Linked DNA regions of Homo sapiens: region 2 is linked to region 1. A link is an interaction called in ENCODE POLR2A ChIA-PET data of the cell type or tissue named here. Cell type or tissue: PC-3. All regions are shown on one strand.

Region 1 (5,000 bases):
GAAGAGTCTTCCAAGGCCAGAAGGAGGGGGACAACCCCCCAAGACCATCCCTGAAGACGAGCATCCCCCTCCTCTCCCTGTTAGAAATGTTAGTGCCCCGCACTGTGCCCCAAGTTCTAGGCCCCCCAGAAAGCTGCCAGAGCCGGCCGCCTTCTCCCCTCTCCCAGGGATGCTCTTTGTAAATATCGGATGGGTGTGGGAGTGAGGGGTTACCTCCCTCGCCCCAAGGTTCCAGAGGCCCTAGGCGGGATGGGCTCGCTGAACCTCGAGGAACTCCAGGACGAGGAGGACATGGGACTTGCGTGGACAGTCAGGGTTCACTTGGGCTCTCTCTAGCTCCCCAATTCTGCCTGCCTCCTCCCTCCCAGCTGCACTTTAACCCTAGAAGGTGGGGACCTGGGGGGAGGGACAGGGCAGGCGGGCCCATGAAGAAAGCCCCTCGTTGCCCAGCACTGTCTGCGTCTGCTCTTCTGTGCCCAGGGTGGCTGCCAGCCCACTGCCTCCTGCCTGGGGTGGCCTGGCCCTCCTGGCTGTTGCGACGCGGGCTTCTGGAGCTTGTCACCATTGGACAGTCTCCCTGATGGACCCTCAGTCTTCTCATGAATAAATTCCTTCAACGCCTGTGTTCTCCTCCTCACTGACTGGCTCTGCCGACCCAGGTTCTCCAGAAGTGCCGGCAGCGAGGCCCAGAGGCAGCAGGGCCTGGGCTCGGGCAGTGGGGTGCTGAGCAGGCCTGCCTGGCCCCCACGCGGCACCACTGTCTCTGCATCCTTGTGGCCCTCTCCCTGTCTTGCCCTGTGCACCCCTGGCTCCTGATCCTCTGTCTCCCCAGCTTTCATGTCTTTCCTTGGGTGCCAGTTTCTGGCCTCGCATACACCTTGGGTGGGCCTCCAGAACTGGGCTTCATGGATTTTGGCCCCTGGTCTTGTGGGCTTGCCTCATGCCATCTCTTCACCCACACAATGGCCCAGGATCAGCCCTTGCCTGGGCCTGGCCTGCCTGGCCCCCTGGGAGAAGGGGAAACAGACAAAAGTATTGGTTACAGATTAATATATAAGGCTGGGCCCTGTGCAGGGTCCTCGCCCAGTCCGCACCACCTCCCAGTGATGCGGATATTGTCCTCAATTTGTAGATGAGGCATCTGAAGAGCAGGTGCTAGTAAGTTTCCCAGGGTTATGCAGTGAAGAAATGTCAGCAGGACTGGAACCCAGGCATCGGCTCAGGGCCCACACCAAGTTTGGGCATGCCAGCACTCATTTGATCATTGAACAAGTCCATAGTAGGACATTTCACCTTTGTTCTACCGAGTGGGAAACTGGGGGTCTGGAAGCACAGGTGACTCGTATAAACTCGCAGTTCCCTTGACTCCTGACCTCACACCTGGACACTTAATGGCGGCACAGTCTTGGGCAGGACCTGCCTTCATCCTGTGTCTGGAACGAAGCTGGGTGTACATTCATAGATAAATAAGGGCTGGGCACAGTGGCTCACGCCTGTTATCCTAGCACTTTGGGAGGCCGAGGCAGGAGGATTGCCTGAGCAACAAAAAGTGAGACCCTGTCTCTATAAAAAATCAAAAAATTAGCCAGGTGTGGTGGTACGCGTCTGTATTCCCAGCTACATGGGAGGTTGAGGTGGGAGGACTGCTTGATCTCTGGAGGTCGAGGCTGCAGTGAGTCATGTTCGTGTCACTACACTCCAGCCTGGGCGATAGAGTGAGAACCTGTCTCAAAAAAAAAAAAAAAAAAAAAAAAAAAAAGAAAGAAAAGGGGGGAGGAAAGGAAGGGGAAGGGGAAGAAGAGAAAGGAAGGAAGAAAAAAGAAGCTTGTAAGGGTCTGCTGGAAATAAAGCAATAAAGCAAGAAGGTGAGTTGGCCTGGCTGGCGCAGCCTGGAATGCTAGCCAGAGTTCAGACTTCATTCTCATTGCGCTGAGGCGCCCTAGAGGCGTCTGCAAAGCTGAGTTTCAGGAGACTAAGCTAGGTTGGAGGAGGGAGATGCTGGGGCTATCAGCGGGGACTGCAAGGCTGCAGGCGGGAGAGGATGGGGCCAGTTGTGTCAGGCCGTGGGGTTGGAGAGGCAGGGCCGTGAGAAGCGCTGCTGATTGGATGTGGGATCCCAGAGAGGGAGTAGCCTGGCTTGAGAGACGTCAATTGAGAAGCATCCCTTGGTGTGCCACCTTCCGGGGATGGAGGGAGTTGCATCCTGCATCCTCCCCGCAGTGAGGAGGGACTTAAAAGTTTTTGTTTTTGTTTTTGTTTTTGTTTTTGTTTTTGTTTTGAGACGGAGTCTGGCTATGTCGCCAGGCTGGAGTGCAGTGGCGCGATCTCGGATCACTGCAACCTCCGCCTTGCGGGTTCAAGTGATTCTCCTGCCTCAGCCTCCTGAGTAGCTGGGACTACAGGCGTACGCCACCACGCCCAGCTAATTTTTGTATTTTTAGTAAAGACGGGGTTTCACCATGTTGGCCAGGATGGTCTCCATTTCTTGACCTCGTGATCTGCCTGCCTCGGCCTCCCAAAATGCTGGGGTTACAGGAGTGAGCCACCGCGCCTGGCCTGGGACTTAAAGTCTTTACAAGGGATTAACACTGATAGCAGCGCAGATAGCAACACAGGTCCCTCTCTTTCCACTTTGTTTGCCTGTATGGAGCCAGCTCTCAACTGGTTTTCTTCCTCTGCTCCAAGCCTCTGAGGAGATTGAGTCTGCTTGGGTTCAAATCTTAGCTGGACCACTGCCTAACTATAGTCTTGAGCAAGTCACATAAGATCTCCAAGACTCACTTTTCCTATGTGCAAAATGGGGAATAATGGTCACACCTACCTCACTCCTAGAGTGGCAGTGAGCGTTATGTGAGTCAGCGCGTGTGTAGAGCTCGGGACATGCCTGGCTTTAGTAAGACCTCAGTGGATGTCAGCTGTTATTATGATTGAGAATGAATGATTGGCCCACGCTGCAGGGTGTTGCACTGATAGTTTTGTTCATTTATTCATTCACTGAACAGATATTTATTGAGAGCCTAATATGTGCCAGAGATCCAGCGTGAACCAGACAGACAAATCCCTGCCTGCCTTCAGGGAGTTTGCCCAGTTGTTCAGTTGCCTTCTGGCACAGAGCAGCTTTGGGCAGGCTGGCAACCTCCCTGGGGCCTTGATTTCTCCACCTCTGTCATGAGGAGCTTGCCCCGGTCCCCTGTGAACTGACGGGCATGGAGGTCTGGGGCAGATGACTCCCTAAAACTCAGCTGTTCCATAGTGGCACCTGCTATCTCCTCTGGGGAGGAAGCTCTCATAGCTAGAAGTAAACAAGCAAAAGCCGAGTATTCTTGAAAGTCCCTCTTTACCCTGAAATTTTTTTTTGTTTGTTTTTTGTTTTGTTTTGTTTTTGAGACGGAGTCTTGCGCTGTCGGCCAGGCTGGAGTGCAGTGGTGCAATCTCGGCTCACTGCAAGCTCCGCCTCCCGGGTTCACGCCATTCTCCTGCCTCAGCCTCCTGAGTAGCTGGGACTACAGGCGCCCGCCACCATACCCGGCTAATTTTTTTGCATTTTTAGTAGAGATGGGGTTTCACTGTGTTAGCCAGGATGGTCTTGATCTCCTGACCTCATGATCCGCCCACCTCAGCCTCCCAAAGTCCTGGGATTACAGGCGTGAGCCACCGCGCCTGGCCAACCCTGAAATGTTAAGAGGTCTAGGACTTCGTTATTTCATGACCCAAATGACAGTTATAGGAGAGCACACATGAAGCGTCTATAAAGGTCCCAGCCAGGTGCGGGCCTCATGCCTGTAACTCTAGTGCTTTGAGAGGCTGAGGCAGGAGGATCACTTGAGGCCAGGAGTTTGAGACCAGCCTGGGCAATACAGCAAGACCTTGTCTCTACAAAAAACTTAAAAAATTTAGCTGGGTGTGGTAGCGCACACCTCTAGTCCTACCTACTTGGGAGGCTGAGGTGGGAAGGTAGCTTGAACACAGGAGTGCGAGGTTACACTGAGCTATGATAGCATCACTGCCTCCAGCCTGGGCCACAGAACGAGACTCTTGTCTCTAAAAAAGAAAAAAAAAGTCTCAAGTTCAAGATAATAACAGTATGGCCACAAGGTGGCACCATAACCCTGGCCCAATCTTAAAATAAAATTTTAAATTTTAGCACAGAGCGCATTATAACAAACATCAGCGGATCCATCACCCAGAATGAACAAATGTTAAAGTTATTGCCAGGTTTTCTTTAGTTAGTTTGTTTGTTTGAGACACTGTCACCGAGGCTGAAGTTCAGTGGCTATTCACACGTGTGATCATAGCTCACTGCAGCCTTGAACACTTGGCCTCAAGCAATCCTCTCACCTCAGTCTCACAAGTAGCTGAAACTAGAGTCGTGCACCACCACGCTCAGCTAATCTTTAGGTCTTTTTTTTAAAATAAAAGATATCAAGTATTGTGGGAAAAGTGAAAGCAGAAAGACTAATATTCTATGCACTACCTACAGATTTTTACAAAGCAACATTTATCAGGCAAAATTTTTTACTCATCTCATTCACAGCTCCACTGCCTTGGTTTCATAGCAGCAGAGAATTTAAGAGGCTTTGCACAACTTCACAGAGCAAGTGGCAGACTCTGGATGATGAACCCAGGATGCTGGGCTCCAAAATCCTTCCACACAGCACCTCTCAGGGTTGCAGCTGTTCACGTCAGAAATCCCTGGGCTCAAGGAGTTAGCACAGAGCTGAATGCATTACGATTGTGCTGATGGGAACACTAAAGCCAAGAGCTAGGTTTTTTTTTTGTTTTTTTGTTTTTTTGTTTTTTTTTTTTTTAGATGGAGTTTCGCTGTTTTTGCCCAGGCTAGAGTGCAGTGGTGTGATCTCAGCTCACTGCAACCTCTGCCTTGTGGGTTCAAGTGATTCTCCTGCCTCAGCCTCCTGAGTAGCTGGGATTATGGGCGTGCATCACTACACCTGGCTAATTTTGTATTTTTAGTAGAGACGGGGTTTCATCATATTGACCAG
Region 2 (5,000 bases), 300 kb before region 1:
CCCCTCTCCGGCACTACCCACTATGATTAAGCTCTCAAACCGAGTACACCATGGTGTGTCCACGGGTGAGTCTACAGGAGGGCAGATGAGGGCAGGGCTGTCTGGCTAACCAAGTGTCACTCAGGGAACACCTGTCGGATGGAGGTGTCAGGTGTCAGATGCTGAGCCCATCGCTGGTCAAACTGCGCAGGGTGGGGAAGGGTCTGGCTCTGGCCAGGTGCAGCACAGGCATCCTTTCCTACGAGAGGAAAAGGACCACTGGATGAACAGACACACCTGTGAGGCCCAGAGCTCACTGCTGGCAGAGGTGATGTCCAGGAAACCGGCCAACACTGGCACTCAGAGATCCCACTCCAGAAGATCATTTCCTTTATTCCGGTCTGCTCCAAAGTCCCCATTCTTGGGGCGAGGCGAGGTAAGCAGATGAGTGTTTTGGTCCAGGGCCCAAAACCCCATCTGCCTCCATAGAGCCCTCCTGGTCTGGACCGGGCCCACACAGAGTTGGAGAGATCAGGCCATTCTGCAATGTTCCTGGAACACCTGGAGAGGGATGGACTGCCCCTGCTGGACCTGAGGGTTAGCAGGGCTCAGATGACTGGCAGCATGGGCTCCGTGAGCCTTTCTGGCTTGTTCTCCTGGATTCTTGCAAGTTAACTTACGAGGCACATCAATACTACCAACGGAAGAGCAACTCATAACAGACCTGCTAATACCCTTCCTGTTGGCAACAGATGGCTTGGTTCTAGCACACCGTTTTCCCTTTCAGTCGGCTTACAGGGAGAGCAGCCCCACATCAAAAGAGGGGGAAGAAAAACAAACAAAAAAACCCTACTTTGCTGGCAAAAAGGATGGGCCAATAATCCGTTCTTTCCTTCAGCCCTTCTGGAAAGAAGGCTTGCAGCCCAGGGGCATTTCATCCTTCCACTCCTTCACAGATCCATGCAGAGCTGCGGTGCTGTGCCTGCCCAAGGCTTGCTCTCCTCTGTGTGCTGGGACACTGGGGAGATGCAGGTCAGGATGCCCTGGAGGGGAACCAGGAGAAATCCCGATGGCCTGACAGCCCTTGTCGACACCCTCCGGTGACCAGTTCAAAAGCACCAGGTGGCCCACGGCTGCTTCCCCTCAGTCCCATCCCTGAGCGTTTCATTTCTTCCAGAAAAATAAAACAACCGCATTAAAGTTTTATAGGGTGGAACTGGCCGTTTCCACTCCAATGTCCCACCCTGTGGCCTGGCTCCCACTACGGGCAGCTTCTCCTTGGCGGGCCACGGTGACCAGGTCTAAAGTTTCAAATGCTGGAGCCAGGGGAGGTAAAAATGCAAGCTCAATTGTCACTCCTTGTGGGGTTACTATTCTTTTACCCACAATTTTAAAACTTACTGCAGGAACATTATTGTTTTTTAAAAAAGGAAATCTGAAAATTAGCCCACAATGCCATAAATCAACTTATCCCATAAATCTGATTTTTCCAAATTCCCTTCCAGTCCAGATGCATGACTTTTATATAACTGTAAGCACAGCAAGAGTACCATGCTGAATTTGGCTTTTTACACTTGGCACAGAATCATTAGCATTTTTCCATGGAGCCGCATGATCTCCATAATCATTTTTAACAGCAAGGATAGTATTCAGTCGGGTAGTATCCTAATTTACCATCAATCTGACTTTTAATAAAGAAACAACGGCGACAGAGTTAGAGGCGGCGTGGTCAATCTCTCACTTCGAATCTGTTCCCTCTCTGAATCGGGGTGTTCCAACTGAGGTGAGTCAGACGTGCTGAGACCTGGCCTCTGCAGGTACAGCTCAAACACTACAATAATTCAAGAATGGACTTGCATTCCATTCACCAAAAGGGATCTCCAGGGACTGGAGCAGCCACAAGTCTCAACCTGACATTCCGAGACAAAGGGAGCAGAGGACTGCATGGTTAGAAAGGCCTGTTTCAGAATTGCCCAGAAGCACCAGCCTCTCCTGCGAGTGCCATCAGGGCGCTCCGGCACCTTCAGGAGGGAGGTGACTGCAGGGCGCACAGACAGCGCCCCCGCTACATGGTTTATGGCTTTGCTCTGCGCGTGAAGCATTAATTAAAGGGGGACCACAACACGTTTTTGAAAATTTATTTCTTACCTACTGTACTTTGATCATAATGATATGAAACAAGGAAAAAATAATTTTTATGTGGTTTGCATTTATGAGTTTTTACATAAAGGCTTTTGTGGGTATTTTAAGAATGTGCTAAAACGTTGTCTGAAACCACATAAAGCCATCTGAGGAGTCGCCCGCCAGAATTAACAGCACATACATGGAAGCAGTTTAACTGGTCTTTGTATATTTAATGAGTCAAATAGTATTAATATTGTTTAAATGCTAACATGCTATTTCAATAAGGTGGCTCTACCATCGCCAGCGACTCACTCTCAGGCCTTGTACTTCCATGTGAGTGAATGATCAAATGTGGCCAAGCGCTGAGAGCAGGCTGCAGAGGAATTAATCCGCCCTGCCCTGGCCCCTGCCCATGCCTGATAATTTCAAAATCTCCCAACTCTGCAGGGAGGGAGGAATGGGCCCAGGACTCACTACCACAGCTCAGCTGATTTGGGCTCAAGAGGAAAATCCCAGAGAGTCCCTGCAGTGAGGTCTCTGGTCAAGGAGGTAGAAGGGGGAAATTTTTATTATATTTTTTTGAGACAGAGTCTCTCTGTCGCCCAGGCTGGAGTGCTTTATTTTATTTTTTTGAGACAGAGTCTCGCTCTGTCGCCCAGGCTGGAGTGCAGTGGCATGACCTCAGCTCACTGCGACCTCCACTTCCCGGGTTCAAGTGATTCTCCTGCTTCAGCTTCCCAAGTAGCTGGGATTCCAGGGGTCTGCCAACATGCCTGGATAATTATTGTATTTTTAGTAGAGACTGGGTCTCACCATGTTGCCCAGGCTGGTCTCTAACTCCTGGCCTCGGTCTCCACTCAGTGTTGGGATTACAGGCGTGAGCCACCACGTCTGGTCAAGAACCTCTTTTAAACATGCAGGCCTAGGACCAGGCGCAGTGGCTCACACCTGTAATCCTAGCACTTTGGGAGGCTGAGGTGGGAGGACTGCTTGAGCCCAGGAGTTCGAGGCCAGCCTCTATAAAAAAAAGAAAAAAGAAAGAAAAAAAAAACCGTGGAGGCCCAAAGAGAAATGCATGAGCTTTTCCTAGGCTTCTTTCCTAAATGGAAAGCCAGACAGCACGGGCAGCACAGGGCTGAAATCAATCCCCACAGTCAAGAGGCTGAATGACATGCTCAAATCAGAGCTCCCCAGTGGCCAGGACAACACAGGGACTAGCTTGCAAAGACTGCAGAGAAGTCAACTTGGACAAGTGTTGAACCATGAAGTGGGGGGGCCTCAGAAGCTCCAGGAAGATGAGGAGGGGGTGAAATGACAGACCAACTTGGGAATGACTGGGAGCAAAGTGCTGGAGTCACCTGTTTGCTTGCGTCCACTGAAGAGCTAACTCTTTCAACTGAGTGCCATCAGTTTTACCAACGGTCCCGGCGCCTTTTAAGACTTTCCTAACACAGATTAACATCTTGTTTTGTTTTTTGAGACAGGGTCTTGCTTTGATGCCCAGGCTGGAGTGTGGTGGTGCGATCACCGCTCACTGCAGCCTCGACTTCCTGGGTTCAAGTGATCCTCCTTCCCCAGCCTCCCAAGCAGCTGGGACCACAGGCATGCACCACCATGCATGGCTAATTAAAAAAAAAATTTTTTTTTTTTTTTTTTTAGAGACAGGGTCTTGCTATGTTGCCCAGGCTGGTCTCAAGCCGTTTATCAGCACAGCCAATTACAATTAAACATCTGGTTGGGTTTTTGTCTATCGTCACCTTGGTCCCTAAACGTGGATCAGCTAAAAGCCTAATGTGTCAGTAATTCTCTTCTTCTCAGAGTTTTAGGTCGTTTCTCCCTGAAAATCACTCTTCCAGTTGAATAATGTCATAGTCACGGATATAGATTCTATGTCCGTAACTTTTCAACCACAGGACTTCTGGGGGGAAGGAGAAAAAAGGGAAAACATAATACTTCACACTCAAAATGACCTAATTCACAAAAGTAAAAAGAAAAGAAAATGTTTCAGCTCCAAAAGCTTTATGGAGTGTCTGAAGCTGAGGTGTGCGTGGGGTGGAAACGTGCTCGGGGAATCTGAGCTGTAACTATGAATGACCCAATTCCCAGGCCTGGCCAACACGGGGCTGCAAATCTAACAGGGAAAACGGGAGGGGAAGAAGGGGCTTTGAAGCTGCTCTTTACTCCTTCCTTTCACATCACCTCCTGGGAGAAGAGCTGGATTCGTGGCTCGAATACAAAGGCTCCCAACAGATAATGAGTACATGCCACATGCCACAAGAACCAAGGCCAGGACAGACCTGCTGGGAGCAGGGCTTTCCAGCATGAGCCAAGAAACAGACTCTGTGGTTCTAGGGTTCACTGAGACATGTCCTTCTGGCTATTAGTGGGCTGGGCCACACTCACAGGACTTGGACCTCTGGCCTGAGATACCTGTGACGCTGAGGCACAGGCAGCAGCCAAGTTAGGGGCATTATTAAGGTGAGCTCCATAGGTGCTGGAACAGGGCTTTCTCTTGCAGTCAACTTCACTGAATAAAGCCAAGGGAAAGGCAATATTTGGCACCAACACAGTGCAAAAGACTTTTTTCTTATTTGTAAAATCAAAGAGCTGGATCAGAGGCCAGCGTAGAGGGTCCTCCCAGTTCTGACATTCCAGGATTTGGTGGTTGCATCAGGGCCTGTATGAGGCAGACTGAGCACCACAGGGCAGGTTCCTAACATCTTAGTCTCTGTCAAACTGCTGCTTACACACCTCCAGTGACAGTGAACTCATTACATTCCTGAGGCAAACATTTCTGTTCTGAACAACTGAGACAGTTCTCTCTGGACTTGAGTGAAGACTTCTCACTACTGCCTTCCAGAATCACAAAAAAACAAGGACTTCATGCCCTTTCCTTG

The links. Peaks named below come from ENCODE experiments on the same cell type or tissue, not always from the same donor. Only the 100,000 strongest peaks of a DNase experiment are listed, where the experiment ranks them.
Region 2: POLR2A ChIA-PET joins it to region 1 with 25 read pairs; 1 of 35 experiments calls an interaction of 5 or more read pairs at or near these places.

What each region holds. Positions count from the first base shown.
Region 1 is chr1:19,657,832-19,662,831 of GRCh38, forward strand. It overlaps MICOS10-NBL1 (MICOS10-NBL1 readthrough), which reads left to right. Exons shown (of 4, transcript NM_001204089.2): 4 at 1-621. NBL1 (NBL1, DAN family BMP antagonist) reads left to right here. Exons shown (of 4, transcript NM_005380.8): 4 at 1-621. Among named protein-coding and RNA genes, the nearest start is that of HTR6, 4.5 kb to the right of the region's middle. In PC-3, CTCF peaks have their summits at 2,181 (motif pointing left) and 4,112 (motif pointing right); a DNase peak (open chromatin) is centred at 2,120; H3K4me3 peaks cover 547 bases.
Region 2 is chr1:19,359,520-19,364,519 of GRCh38, forward strand. All of the region lies in intron 4 of CAPZB (capping actin protein of muscle Z-line subunit beta), which reads right to left. Among named protein-coding and RNA genes, the nearest start is that of SLC66A1, 50 kb to the left of the region's middle. In PC-3, no CTCF peak of the experiment used is centred here; a DNase peak (open chromatin) is centred at 2,362; H3K27ac peaks cover 576 bases.